2 separate regions of the Homo sapiens genome follow, and region 2 is linked to region 1. A link is a loop called in an ENCODE intact Hi-C map of the cell type or tissue named here. Cell type or tissue: psoas muscle. All regions are shown on one strand.

Region 1 (8,000 bases):
CACCAATAACATTCCAGCTGAGAGCCAAGTCAAGAATACAATCCCATTTACAATAGCTACACAAAAAAAATAAAATATCTAGGAATACATCTAACCAAGGAGGTGAACGATCTTTGGAAGGAGAACTACAAAACACTGCTACAAGAAATCATAGATGATACAAACAAATGAAAAAACATTCCATACTCATGGATTTGAAGAATCAATACCGTTAAAATGGCATATTTCCCAAAGCAATGTACAGATTCAAATTACCAATGTCATTTTTCACAGAATTAGAAAAAACTATTCTAACATTCATATGGGAAGTTAAGAGTCTGAAAAGCCAAGGGAATCCTAAGCAAAGAGAACAAAGCTAGAGGCATCACACTACCTGACTTCAAACTATAGCAACCAAAACGGCATGGTACTGGTACAAAAACAGACATAGTGATCAATGGAACAGAATAGAGAACCCAGAAATGAAACCACACACTTACAACCTCTGATCTTTGACAAAGTCAACGAAAATAAAAAAATGGGGAAAGGACTTCCTATTCAATAAATGCTGCTGAGATTACCAGCTAGCCATATGCAGAATAATTAAACTGGACCCCTACCTTTTACCATTTACAAAAATTAACTCAAGATGGATCAACAATTTAAATCTAAGACCCAACCCATAAAAATCCTAGAAGAAAACCAAGGAAAATCCATTCTGGACATCAGCCTTGGCAAAGAACTAATGGCTAAGACCTCAAAAATATTGTAACAAAAACAAAAATTGACAAGTGGTACCTAACTAAAGAGCTTCTGCACAGCAAAAGAAACTATCAACAGAATAAATGGACGCCCTACAGAATAGGAGAAAATATTCACAAACTAGGCATGTGACAAAGGTCTAATATCCAGATTCTATAAGGAACTTAAACAAATCAACAAGCAAAAAATGACCCCATTAAAAGTGGGTAAAGGACATGAACAGACACTTCTCAAAAGAAGACATACATGTGGCCATCAAATATAAAATGCTCAACATCCCTAATCATTAGAGAAATGCAAATCAAAACCACAATGAGATACCATCTCACACCAGCCAGAATGGCTATTATTAAGAAGTCAAAATGGCCAGGCACAGTGGCTCATGCCTATAATCTCAGCAATTTGGGAGGCTGAGGTGGGCGGATCACTTGAGGCCAGGAGTTTGAGACCAGCCTGGCCAACATGGTGAAACCCCATCTCTACTAAAAAATAAAATTAGCTGGGCATGGTAGCACACACCTGTAATCCCAGCTACTCAGGAGGCTGAGGCACGAGAATCACTTGAACCTGGGAGGCAGAGGTTGCAGTGAGCCAAAAGTGCCACTGCCCTCCGGGCTGGGCAACAGAATGAGACTCTGTCCCAAAAAAAAAAAAAAAGTCAAAAAATAATAGATGCTGGAAAGGGTGCAGAGAAAATGGAATGCTTATACACTGTAGGTGGAAATATAAATTAGTTCAATCACTGTGCAAAGGAGTTTGGAGATCTCCCAAAGAACTTAAAACAGAGCTACCATTTGAGCCAGCAATCTCATTGCTGGATATATACCCAAAGGAAAATAAATCACTCTACCAAAAAGACATATGCACTCGTATGTTCACTGCCACAGTATCCACAATAGCAAAGACATGGAATCAACCTAAGTGCCCATCCATGGTAGAGTAGATAAAGAAAATGTGGTAAATATATACCATGGACTACTACACAGCCATAAAAAGAACAAAATCATGTCCTTTGCAGCAACATGGATGCAGCTCTTGGTCATTATCCTAAGTGAATTAACACAGGAACAGAAAACCAAAGACTGCATGTTCTCACTTATAAGTGGGAGCTAAACATTGGGTATACATGGACACAAAGATGGGAACAATCAACACTGGAGATTATTAGAAGGAGGAAGAAGGGAGCAGGGAAAAAGGCTAAAAAAACTACTTATTGGGGACTATGTTCAGTAGCTGAGAGATGGTATAAATCGTACCCCAAACCTCAGCATCACGCAATATACCAATGTAACAAACCTGTACATATACCCCCTGAACCTAAAATAAAATAGGGCACCCAATTATTAGAGAATAATCATTCTTTTCAAGCACACGTGCAACATTTATCAAAGTTCATCACATATTTAACCTTAAAAGATGTCTCAGGGAACTTCAAAAAATCAATATCATGCAAAGTTATCTGACAAAAATGCAATTAGATTAATAATGTAATTAAAATAAATTTTTTTAATTAAGTAATTTAGATATTTTAAAATTCCAAATGATACATGAGTCAAAGAAGCAATTGTGATGGGAATGTTTAAATACTTCTAGAACAGAATGAAAATGGAAATACTATATCTCAAAATAGAATGCTTCAAGAAAAATTCAGTCTTAAAAGGTCAGAGTAAAAAGAAAAACTGAAAATTAATAGATTAAATATCTAATTTAAGAAGTTAGAAGCAAAGAATAACCCCACAAAAAAATTAAATAAAAGGAGATAATAAGAAAATGGCAGAAATAAAGGAGGTAGAAGATGAAGAAATAATAGAGAAGACCAACAAAGAACAACAAAATGCAGAGTTCTTTAAAATGATGACATACATACTCAAACTTCTGACAAGATTTTTTTTAAAAGAGAGGGAGAAATAAAACAAAGTAAGTAATATCAGAAATGGAAAGGGGGACAAAAACCACATGTAAAACCAGATTTAAGAGCTGGAAGATTGTAATGAATAACTTTATTATAATAAATTTGAAAACATAAAGAAAATGGACAAATTCCTAAAAATCTCATTCACTGTAACTAATCAAGAAGAAATAGAAAATCTGAGTAGTCCTATAATCATTAAAGGAATTGAATTTTTAAAAAATCTTCTCAGAAGGAAAAATATCAAGATCAGACAATTTTTCAGACAAGTTCTACCAAATCTTCAAGGAACAAATAATTCCCATCATAGGCAAACTATTGCAGAATATTAAAAAAAGAGATATTCCATAATCCATTCTACCAAACTAGTATAAGATAAATACTAATTCAGACAAAGACACTACTAAAAGGAAAATTACAGCTGAATATCCATCCTAAATATTGAAAAATCTTAAATATTAGCAAACTGAATCCAACAGTTTATAAAAAAAGATAATATATCATGACCAAGTTGAACTTGTCCCAAAAATGCAATAGTAGTTTAACATCAGAAAAATCTATTAAATGTTTCTCACCATGCTATTAGACCAAAGATGAAAAATAATACAATCATTTCAATCAATGCAGAAAAAAAAGTTTTTGATAAAATGTAACACCAAATTAGTATTTTAGCTAGGAAATGGAGGAAAGTTCTTTATTTCTGATCAAGGATATCTACTTACAGCAAACATCACAGGTTTTTTTTTTTTTACTTTTTTATCTAGAAATAATTTTAAACTTACAGGAAAATGGTATTAATAAAAACAGAAGGCCAGGCGCAGTAGCTCACACCTGTAATCCCAACACGTTGGGAGGCCAGGGCAGAAAGGATCACTTGAGGTCAGGAGTTCAAGACCAGTCTGGGCAACATAGCAAGCCCTCATCTCTACAAAACATTTTAAAAAATTAGCCAGGCATGGTGGTGCACACCTGTAGTCCTAGCTACTTGGGAGGCTGAGGAAGGAGGATCATTTCAGCCCAGGAGTTTGAAGCTGCAGTGAGCTATGGTTGTGCCACTGCACTCCAGCCTAGGTGACACAGCTAGACCATGTATCTTTTTTTTTAATTTAAAATAAAAATAAATTAAAAATAAATAAAAACAATACAGAATATATATATGCATTCTTTTCCCACATCCACCCACCGTTAACATTTTGCCCAATTTACTTTATCGTTTTGCTAGCTCTCTCTTACCTCCACATGTGTGTATGTGCATGCGCATGTATGATACACAGTATGAAATCAGTATGTCAATCTACGCTCCCATTTTTATTGCAGCACTATTCACAGTACCCAAGAGATGGAATCAACCTAAGTGTCCATCAGCAGACAAATGGATAAATATGTGGTACATACATGCAATGGAGTACTATTTCAGCCATAAAAAAGAATGAGATTCTGTCATCTCTAACAACATGGATGGAACTCAAGGTCATTATGTTGAGTAAAATGTCAGACACAGAAAGACAAACCTTGCATGTTCTCACTCACATGTAGAAGCTAAAAAAATTGATCTCATAGAAGTGGAGAGTAGAATAGTGGTTATTAGAGGCTGAGATGGTTAGAGGGAGACAGCCAAAGGTTGGTTAGCAGTTACAAAATTATAGCAAGACAGGAGGAATAAGTCTTAGTTTTCTATAGCACCTTAGGTAAACTATAATTTACAACAATTTATTATATATTTTCAAATAGCTAGAAGAGGGGCTTTTGGATGTTCCGAACACACACAAAAAATGATAAATGCTTGAAGTGATGGATATGCCAATTACCTGATTTGATCATTATACATTGCACACACATATCAGAATATCACACTGTACCCCATAAATATATACAATTATTGTATCAATTAAAAATTGTAATAAAAGCAAAAAAAACTCTGTTTGAGGATAATTTGATATACTCCCTGTACTCAGTTGAAAAACAAAAAACAAAAAAGATTGAAGAAGCTACCTGTAGCTAGAACAGAAAGGAGAGAATTTGCCCCTACTAAGGAGTCAAAGTATTTATATTCCTATTCCAAGTCAGCCAATTAGATAACAACAAAACACCTAAAAGGCTTGTAACTTCTGTTTGGATTTTAAAAAATAATTAATAAAAGCTAAGTGAAAAAGTATTAAAAATTATTCTAAAACTTAAAAAGTAAAAAGAATTTCCCAGTTAATCTTCCTTAAGTTCAATGTTTTTGCTATTTAAATAAGTAAGTTTATGACTGTGGATCACACTGTAATAAACCTTGTTTAAGCAAGTGGAACTTCAGCCCAAAAAGTTTATGTAAAATCATGTGATTCTGGCACCACCTGGTGGCAGTATATTCCAAAAGAAGAGGATGTGTGTGTGTGTGCGTGTGTGTGTGTGTATGTGTGTGTGTGCATTTTTATTAATAACTAATTCACGCATTTATTTACCAACTATTTAATAGGCATCTGCTAGGTGTTGCTCATATAAATCTTTAAATCTCTCTTGGAAGACAGGAAATAAAATATAGTATCTAAAACAGGGTCCCTATCTCCAAGGAAAAAAAATCCACAGTTAAATTATGACTATCAGAATGTAAGAAAATAATCTGTTCTTGTTTAGAAGTTTCCTGAAAGTATTTATGCCCCTAGAACTTTCAAGCAAGAAGTCCTCAGGAGTGTATTGATAAACATTGTCTATGAAGTCACCACATTGTAAGCAGTTTTCAAGGAAAATAACTGCAGTGGTTTTAAAATGTCCTCAAATTCCTGACACTTCTTCCTCCAAAAGGTTGGCCAGGTGTAGTGGCTCACACCTGTAATCCCAGCACTTTGGGAGGCCCAGGTGGGTGGATCACCTGAGGCCAGGAGTTTGAGACCAGCCTGGACAACATGGTGAAACCCCATCTCTAGTAAAAATACAAAAAATTAGCCAGGCATGGTGATACATGCCTGCAATCCCAGCTACTCACTTGAACCTGGGAGGCAGAGGTTGCAGTAAGCCAAGATTGTGCCACTGCACTTCAGCCTGGGCAACAGAGCAAGACTCTGTCTCAAAAAAAAAAAAAAAAGAGGCTAATTTCCCTTTCCTTAAATGTAGGCTTGACTTAATGACTCACTTCTAATGACGAAAAGTGGCAGAAGTAGTGGTGTGTAACTTCCAAAGCTAGGTTGCCAAAGATATCACCACTTCCATCTTGCCTTCTTCAAGACCACTCACCTGGGGGAAGTCAGCCATCATGTCATAAGACTCAAGAAGCCTGTGGAGAGCCTACCTGGTGAGGCACTGTGGCCTCCTGCCAACCACCAGCACCCATTTGCCAGTCATGTAAGTGGGCCCCTCAGAAACAGATCCTACAGCCCCTACCAAGCTTCAGATGACTGCATCCCTCACCAACAATGCTGAGCTAAGCCACTCACAAAGAAACTAAGAAATAACCAAAGTTTATTGTTTTAAGCCACTTAGTTTTGGGATAATTTGTTATCCAACAGTATTAACTAATCCAATAACCTATCACTTCCTAAAAGAAATTTTATCTATAACAGAAAGTAAAAACAGCTCACTTTAGTTTAATACTATAATTTTTCCATATGTTAATAAAATTTCAAATTGTCCTTCCTAATTTATAAGGAGTGATCCTTTTTTAATTCCCCCAATTGTTTCATAATATTATTTCATAATATTTACCACTTTCTTTTTTTTGAGACAGGGTCTTGCTCTGTCACCCAGGCTGGAATGCAGTGGTGTGACCATGGCTCACTCTAGCCTTGACCTCCCTGGCTCAAGGTCAGCCTCCTGAGTAGCTAGGACCATAAGCATGCACCACCACATATGGCTAAATGGTTTCTGGGTTTTTTTTATTTTTTTTTTGGTAAAGACAGGGTCTTGCCTTGTTGCTCAAAGTGCTGGGATTACAGGCATGATATAATCATATATATAAAATATATAATGTTATTTATGTGCATACATATTACATATATGACATATGTGTATATATTACATATATGTGACGTGTGTACATATAAATGTATGTATGCATGTATGTATATATAACATATATGTATGCATTATATATATAACACATATATAAACACACCCAGCAATATTTATCACTTTCTAAGTTAACTCAATGAAACAGCAACCTAAGTAGATTTTAATCAGTCAGCAAGGATTTTGTTTTTAACACCTCTGTTTGCAGAACAACCACACTAAGTACTGAGTGGAGAACCATATCCTTGAAGTACTTATAATTTAATTCAGATTACCGTTCCAGAAATAATTTATGTTTTTTAACTAAACTTTTTCCCTAGCTCTGAAGGTTATAGGTCAATGGAAGAAGGTACGAAAAATTTTTCCTTTACCTCTGTGAGGGATCCACAAGCCACACCACCATGCAGGGCTTCGTCCAAAGCAGAAAGGGTAGTAGATAAGAATGCTGGTGAGAAATCAGCAGACCTTTGTGCTTTTATCCCATAAGCCTAAACAAGAAAATGATTAAGTTTTTTTTCAACCTCTATATATATTCAAAAACATAAACCAACTTTAATTCTCTAAATTTTAGCAATTTTAACCCTAATCCATCCTTTTCCCTTCTATTATTTATTTGTTCAACAAATATTTACTCTGTGCCAGGGACTGTGCTAGATTATGGGGATATGACATAACAGAAAGAGAGAGACGTTGCCCTCACAGTCTTATGAAGTCAACCAGGGACTATGAAATTAGGACTAGAAACCAGGCAATTACAACACAATTAATAAGAGATATTGTAATAGGGAAAGTATAACTGATACAGATTTTGGAAACTTAATGGAATTGCTGGATGCCCGTGCTAAAATCTGAAAGAGCTGTTAGGTAAGCAAAGGAAATTTGACTATTCCTGCCAAAGAGGACAGAATGTACAAAGAAAGGTCAAGAAGCAAGAGAGGAAACAGGGACTAACACAAACTGTAAATATACAGTTCATTTAGAATGGTTGAAAGATGGAGTGTGGGTGTAGCACAGCAAGCAATGAGGCTAGAGAAGTAAGCAGGGGCCTAACCATAAACAGCTCTGTTGAAGATGCAAAAAGGAGTGACATGAACAAGTTATTTCAAACTTGGGTTCGTTTGTGAAGAACAGTGTGAAGGAAGGTGTGGTAGGCTGAGAAATGACCCCCCACCCCCACCCCTGGATATCCAAATCAAATCTCCAGAACCTGTCTGTGAATATTACCTTATTTGCAAAATGGGTGTTTGCAGATGTGATTAAGTTAAAGCTCTTGAGATGAAGGGATAATCATGGATTATCCAGATGGACCCTAAATACCCACACTAATAAGAGAGGCAGAGGGAATTCAATACACACAGGAAAA
Region 2 (8,000 bases), 1.0 Mb before region 1:
TAAATAAGTAAGTAAAATGACCATAGGATGTACTATCATGTTCTTGAATAACATTTTAAGAACATGGGAAAATTTGCATGATATGGGAATTGATGGAAAAAAAAGAAAATACATAATCATTTGTAGTGGGTTCATAACATTGTAAAACAGAAAATTGTGTACACATAGTAACTGGCCGAAAATACACCAACATGTCTGCAGTTGCTGTAATCGGGTGGGGTATAGGTGATTGTTGTTTTCTTCTTTTTATATTTTTCTCTTTTAAAATTTCTATAACAAACAGTTATTATTTTTATCAGCAGTAAAAAACTCCACCATTTGTGTGTCTATTCTAGGTCTTATCATCATGGAAGAAATGTTTTCTTTAAATTAGATTTATAAAGACATAAGTTCCTTGTGTGTAAAACCTATGCCTTTTGGTGAAGAAAAAATTCCTCGTTTCTTCAAGTTGTTAAAATATTAAAGGCATTTCTTATTCTACTTAAATCCCTGGTCAATTACTGCTGTGGAAACTATTGTAATGGATATTCTATGAAAGGATAAATGCAACTATTAAAAATTATTGAACAAGTGTACCTGCTACGGTAAAAAAAATATATATTGTACAGTGTATGTAATAAACCTTTCCCCTCCCCAAGAAATAATCACCAGAATGTTACCATGCATATACCAACCTATGTGTGTATTTTTAATTTAGTTTTATAGAAGAGAATAAGTTACATACTTTTTTATGATCTTTTAAAAACGTTTTATTAATGTATAATTCACATACTATAAAATCCCCTCATTTAAAGAGTATAGTTCAGTGATTTGTGTGTGAGATGAGGTCTCAACTCTGTTGCCCAGGCTCAAATGCGGTGGCACGACCTCAGCTCACTGCAGCCTCGACCTCCCGGGTTCAAGCAATCCTCCCACCTCAGCCTCCCTAGTACCTGGGACTACAGCCATGCACCACCACGCCTGGCTACTTTTGTAATTTTTGTAGAGATGGGGTTTCACTATGTTTCCCAGGCTGGTCTCGAACTCCTGGGCTCAAGCAGTCTGCCTGCCTCAGCCTCCCAAAGTGCTGAGATTACAGATGTGAGTTGCCATACCCAATTCAGTTCAGTGATTTTCAAGGTTAATTTATACAGTTGTGCAACCATCACCACAGTCCAGACACTCCCATGGTGCTTTCTCACTCAACACTGCCTCTTGGAGATGGTTCCGCATAAGTGAGTATGGATCTCTGTCATCGTTTTCAGTGGTTTGCTGGTTTTCCATCACATGGATGCACCATCCTTTATCTAACTAGTGCCCTACTGGTGAGTCCCAGTTTTTTTGCTACTATTAACTGGGCTTCAGAGGAATCCCTGTACATACATCTTTACACCCATGAACATGAATGTATCTGTAGGGTTCGTTACCAGTGAAGGAATTGCTGCATTAATGAATATGTGCTTTTATAATTTAAAAGACTTAAAATTACTTCTAATTAACATTCCTACATTAGTGTTTGAAAAAAACCATTTGTTCAACTAGGACTTTAAAACAATCTAATAGGATAAAAACTGCATAACCAAATTTGATGTAAGAAGTGACAGAGAGGCCAGGCATGGTGGCTCATGCCTGTAATACCACCACTTTGGGAGGCTAAGGTGGGAGGACTGCTTGAGGTCAAGAGTTCAAGACCAGCCTGGGTGACATAGTGAGACCCCCATCCCTAAAAAAATTTTTTTAAAAACTTAGCCAGATGTCATGGCACACACCTGTAGTTCCAGCTACTCAAGAGGCTGAGGCAGGAGAATTCCTTGAGCCAAGGAGGTGAAGGCACCAGTGAACCAAGATTGTACCACTGCATTCCAGCCTGGGTGACAGAATAAGACACTGTCTTTTTTTTTTTTGAGATGGAGTCTCGCTCTGTCACCCAGGCTGGAGTGCAGTGGCGCGATCTGGGCTCACTGCAAGCTCTACCTCCTGGGTTCACACCATTCTCCTGCCTCAGCCTCCCGAGTAGCTGGGACTACAGGCGCCCGCCACTGCGCCTGGCTAATTTTTTTGTATTTTTAGTAGAGACAGGGTTTCACCATGGTTTCGATCTCCTGATCTCGTGATCCACCCGCCTTGGTCTCCCAAAGTGCTGGGATTACAGGCATGAGCCACGGCGCCTGGCCTGACACTGTCTTAAAAGAAAAAAAAAAAAGAATAATAATGATAAGAAGAGAAGAAGTGGTAGAGGTATCTTTGTGCATTTGTATGTATGTATGTGTGTGTATACAAACACAAATTTTTTTCCTAATGTTTATAAAGTATATGTCTTTTTTTTTTTTTAGACGGAGTTTTGCCCTTGCCACACAGGCTGGAGTGCAATGGCGTGATCTCGGCTCACTGCAACCTCCGCCTCCTGGGTTCAAGCGATTCTCCTGCCTCAGCCTCCTGAATTGCTGAGATTACAGGTGCCTGCCACCACGCCCAGGTAATTTTTGTATTTTTAGTAGAGACAGGGTTTCACCATGTTGGCCAGGCTGGTGTCGAACTCCTGATCTCAGGTAGATCCACCTGCCTCGGCTTCCTAAAGTTCTGGGATTACAGGCGTAAACCACTGCGCCCAGCCATGTCTGCTATTTGTTAAGTCTCTGTATCCCTGGAAACCACACAATTTACATATGTAAGAGTTAGTACATTAGACATCACTATTTCTATGGAGTTTTTAAAATGAGAAAAACCTGCTGGATACACACACACACACACACACACACACACACACACACACGTATATCCAAAAGAAAGGGAATAAGTATATTGAAGAGATATTTGCCCTCCTGTTTACTGCAGCACTATTCCTGATGGCCAAGATACAGATCAACATAAGTGTCCATCAATGGATGAATAAAGAAAGAAAATGTGACGTATATACACAATGGAATATTATTTAGCTATAAAAAATGATAAAATCCTGTCATTTGCAGCAACATGGGTGGAATGGAGGTCATCATGTTATGTGAAATAAGCCAGGCACAGAAAGACAAATGCCACATATTTTCAGTCATGTGGAAGCTAAAAACAAAAGTGGATCTCATGGAGCTAGAGGGTTGAATGATAGTTAACAGAGGCTGGGAAGGGGGCTGGGGAAGATGAAGAGAGGTTGGCTAATGGGTACAAACATACAGCTAGACAGAGGGAATAAGATCTAGTAGTTGATACTACTGCAGGGGAATTATAGTTAACAATAATGTATTGTATATTTCAAAATAGCTAGAAGACTTATAATGTTTCTGACACAAAGTAGATATAAATGTTTGGGGTGATGGGTGTCTGATTTTCTCTTTACATGTTGTACACATGTAATAAAAATATCACCTGAGGCTGGGCGTGGGGATCACGCCTGTGACCCCAGTACTTTGGGAGGCTGAGGTGGGAGAATAGCTTGAGGCCGGGAGTTTGAGACCAGCTTGGGCCACAGATGGGGATCCTGTCCCAAAAGAAGAGGGGTGGGGGGAAGAAACAGAATAAGAAATAAATTAAATTTAAAAAATCACAGACACCCCCAAAATATGTATAACTATGATGTATCAATAAAAAAAAAAACTCCAACAATGAGAAAAACCAAAGCGAAATGGAGGACCGGACACTTGATTGACGGTGACCGGGGACTGTGCGTCTTGAGCTGGTTGTGCTCAGGTCTCGTCCTCTCTTGGAATCTCGCTGTGGGCCAGCAGGTGGCGCTTGTGCTCCCCGTGGCCGCGATCCGTGAAACTGGATTTAATATAGTAACCCGATGTTGCCCTGAACATATAATTTTCAAACCTTCCAGTCCACCACAAGGAAAACCTCTGAGGATTTTCTTCTGGGAAGAGCAATTAGCCTAACCTCTTAGGAGGAGAAATTGCATCGCTGAGCTTGTCTGGGAAAGCAACATACCCTCCCAAGAGCAGTCTTGGGGAGGGCGGAGAGAAACCGCCAAGCAGCCTTTGTGAAGAGGGAGGGGTGCTGGAGAAGGGCTGGGAACGGCAGGGTAGGATTTGGGGCTTGGAGTGGGAAGTATCCTAGGTCTGAGGACAGCAAGTCCCGGGCCTGTGGGCTTCTGGGCTTAGGCGGGAGGGTAACAGAGACCGAATGGGTGCAAGATTACTTGGGTGGGCTGAAGATGCTCTGCCCAGCCCAGGCCAGGCTGGGAGAGCCCCTCCTTCACCCACCTACTGTGACTAAATGCCAGGCACTGGTGACACAGCTGTGACAAGACAGGCCTGGTCCCTGCCCTCACAGAGCCTGCAGGACGGGGGGCGGAGGGGGGTGGGCAGGAAATAGCAGTGACCAGGATCTAAGGGGGTTGTTGAGGTGTGTTTGGGGAGGGAGTAGGGCAACTTTCTCAAGGGGTCCAGGCCACTGCCCAGACTCCAGACTCCCTGGGATGGGGAGACTAGACTGGAAGGAGCCATCGGGGAATAGGGATCAGCTGAACCAGGGCAAGGGAAGAGAGTGGCTACTGGGGGTCACAGGGCAAGAGCAGGGAGCTTCGAGCTGGGGGATGCCCAGCCTGAGCCTGTGGGAGGGGAGAGTGGCACCCTGTGCCCTGGTCACAGATGAGGCTGGGAGGGGTGTGTCCTATTTTGAAGAAGAGGCCTTGCTTTGGCAAAGGCTGTAGTTGGGAAGAGAGGGAGAGAGATAGAGAGAAAGAGGCAGGGAGATAAAGACAAAGGGAAGAGAGAAAGAGAATTATTTTGTCTCTACCCTCAGGGACAGTGTAATCTTGGTGGAAAGTGAAAATGTGCCAGTGTACAAGTGCACACACACACACACACACACACACACACACACACACACAAAGACTGTTACCATAAGGTTGTCAGCAACTGGAGCCAAGGGAAGCATCCAGATGGCTGAGCCTATATGACCTTGGGCAAATACTTAACCTCCCTATACCTCAGTTTCTTCATCTGTAAACTGGGAGCAATATTAGTATTGACCTCATAGGGCTGTTAAGAGGATTAAACACAATAATCCTTTTGAAGCATGCAGCATAGTCCCTGGCAGCTAGTAAGGTCTCACAAGTGATTGTTGTTGTTGTCATTCATCATGATCATTAATATCAGTTGTCATCTGCTGGAAAAGGAGGGATTAGAAAAGGTGGGATATGGATAGGCACAGCCAAGACAAATGCGCGGGATGGGAAAAGCAATTCAAGCTGGAAAAGAAAGAACTCGTGGGAACAAAGGTGAAGAGGTAGGAGGGTGAGATTCTAAGTCCTCACTACTCAAAGTGTGGTCCAAAGACTCACCAGCAGCAGCTGCTCCTGGGTGCTTGTTAGAAGTGCAGAATCTTGGACCCCAGCCCAGGTCTACTCACCCAGAATCTGCAACTTTTCAAGCTGTTCAGGTGATTTGTTTGCTTGGGGGAGTTTGAGAAGCACAGCTATCAGCCATAACTCATGGGAGTGAACGATGCTGGTGCCACAGTGGGAGCAGCAGAGAGAAGGCTACAGAGGGATGGGGACCAATCAGTACATGTCCCTGAAATAGTTCCACGTGCAAGTTACTGCCCAGGATTCAATATTTGTTATAATTTTTCCCTTTGAGGTAAAACCTATATACAATGAAATATATACATGAACTGTACCTCTAAGTTTTAACAAGTGCATCTACCAATGTAAACTTGGACTCCAGTCAAGACATAAAACCTGACCAGCCACCCAGAAAGTTCCCTCATACCTCTTCCTAATCGATCCCTGCTCCAGTCCCTAGAGGCAGCAGTTGTTTTGACTTATTTTCTGCAATATAAATTACTTTGCCAGTTTTAGAATTCCGTACCCATGGAACTGTATGATAGGTACTGCTGTGTAACCCTTCATTTATGCAGCATAATGTTTTTAGACACATCTGTGTCACTGTATCAGTCATCTGTCCCTTTTTATTGCTGTGTGCTCTTCCGTTGTATAGGTATGTCACAGTTTGTTTATCCACTATGCTGTTTCTGATTTTTGGTTATTGTAATTAGGCTGCTAGGAAAATTTCTGTATGTCTTTTTGTGAACATACATTTATATTTCTCTTGGATAAATACCTAGAAGTGGGAGTGCTAGGTCATAGGGTAGGTTATGTTTAGTTTTATAAGAAACCACTAGCCCTATTCCAGAGTGGCTGTACCGTTTTATGCTTTTACCAACTGTATTAATCAGCTCAAGCTGCCATAACAAAATACCATAGGCAGAATGGCTTAAACAACAGACATTTATTTTCTCACAGTTCTGGAGGCAGGAAGCCCGAGGTCAGGGTGCCAGAGTGAGGGCTTTCTTCTAGCCAAGAAGGCCCCTGCCATCTTGCCGTGTGCTTACATGACCTTTTTTTTAAGTGTGTGAGTGGAGACAGAGAGAGAAAGAGAGAGAGAGAGAGGGTGCTCTTTAGTGTCTTTTCTTATAAGGACATTAATCCTATTGAATCAGGGCCCAGCCTTTATTACTTTATTTAACCTTAATCTTAACTTTAATGGTCCTATCACCAAATACTGTCACACGGGAGGTTTCAAGATAAGAATTTTGGAGGGACACAAACAATCAGTCTGTAACACCAACAATGTGTGAAAGTTCCAGTTTTGTCAGGTATTTTAATTTTAGCCATTCCTGTGGGTGTACAGGATATTTCATTGTGGTTTTATTTCCCTGATGACTAATGATGCTGATGATCTTATTTTTTCCATTTAAAAAATTGCAGTAATATACACATAACATAAAACGTACCAACTTAACCATTTTCTTTTTTTTCTTTTTTTTTTTTTTTGAAACAGGATCACACTCTGTTGCCCAGGCTGGAGTGCAGTGGTACGATCATGGCTCACTGCAGCCTTGACCTCTAGGGCTCAAGCAGTCCTCCTGCCCAGCCTCCCAAGTAGCTGAGCAGCTGGGACACAGGTATGCACCACCACACCTGGCTAATTATCTTTATTTTTATTTTTGTAGAGGCAGGGTCTCCCTATGTTGCCCAGGCTGGTCTTGAACTCCCAGCTCAACTGATCCTCTTGCCTCAGCCTCTCAGACTGTTGGGATCACAGGTTAAGATGAGGCCACCATGCCCGCCTCATCTTCATCATTTTTTAAGTGCACAGTTTAGTGGTATTAAGTGCATTCATAATGTTGTGCAACCAATCACCACCATCTGTCTCTAGAACACTTTTTATCTTGTAAAACTGAAACTCTATACTCACTAACCAATAATTCCCCATACCTCCATGTCCTGGCCCTGGAAACCAACATTCTACTTTCTGTTTCCATGGTTTTGACTACTCTAGGTACTTCACAGACTCACGCATTATTTGTCCTTCTGTGACTGGCCTATTTCAGGTAGCAAAATGTCCTCAAGGCTCATTCATGTTGTGGCATGTCAGAGGGTTTTTTTTTTTTAATTTTCAAGGCTAAATAATATTCTGTTTTTTTTCTTTTCTTTTTTTTGAGATGGAGTTTTGCTCTTGTTGCTCAGGCTGGAGTGCAATGGCACAATCTTGGCTCACTGCAACCTCTACCTCCCAGATTCAAGAGATTCTCCTGCCTCAGCTCCCGAGTAGCTGGGATTACAGGCATGAGCCACCACGCCTGGCTAACTTTGTATTTTTAGTAGAAGTGGGGTTTCTCCATGTTGGTCAGGCTGGTCTCAAACTCCTGACCTCAAATGATCCACCTGCCTTGGCCTCCCGAAGTGCTGGAATTACAGGCGTGAGCTGCTGCGCCTGGCCAAGGCTAAATAATATTCTGTTACATGTATATACCACATTATGCTTATCCATTCATCCAGTGATGGACATTTGGGTTACCTCCACATTTTAGCTATTGCAAATAATAATGCTATAAACATGGTGTACAAATATCTGAGACCCTTCTTTCAATTCTTTTGGGTATATACCCAGAAATGAAATTACTGGATCATATAGTAATTCTATTTTTAATTTTTTGAGAAACAGTAAATGCATCATTTTGCATTCCCAACAACGTTGAACAAAGGTTCCAATTTCTCCACATTTTCAGCAACACTTGTT

The links. Hi-C counts contacts between places; a loop is a spot of excess contacts. Peaks named below come from ENCODE experiments on the same cell type or tissue, not always from the same donor. Only the 100,000 strongest peaks of a DNase experiment are listed, where the experiment ranks them.
Region 2: it touches region 1 in a loop (3-fold over the local background); 31 of 110 quality-filtered maps call a loop at or near these places.

What each region holds. Positions count from the first base shown.
Region 1 is chr14:67,834,205-67,842,204 of GRCh38, reverse strand. It overlaps RAD51B (RAD51 paralog B), which reads right to left. Exons shown (of 11, transcript NM_133510.4): 4 at 7,009-7,125. Among named protein-coding and RNA genes, the nearest start is that of RAD51B, 18 kb to the right of the region's middle. In psoas muscle, a CTCF peak has its summit at 4,990 (motif pointing left); no DNase peak of the experiment used is centred here.
Region 2 is chr14:68,839,831-68,847,830 of GRCh38, reverse strand. No RefSeq gene overlaps it. Among named protein-coding and RNA genes, the nearest start is that of ZFP36L1, 51 kb to the right of the region's middle. RefSeq lists an enhancer at 3,719-4,231. In psoas muscle, a CTCF peak has its summit at 3,698 (motif pointing right); a DNase peak (open chromatin) is centred at 3,690; H3K4me3 peaks cover 893 bases; H3K27ac peaks cover 339 bases.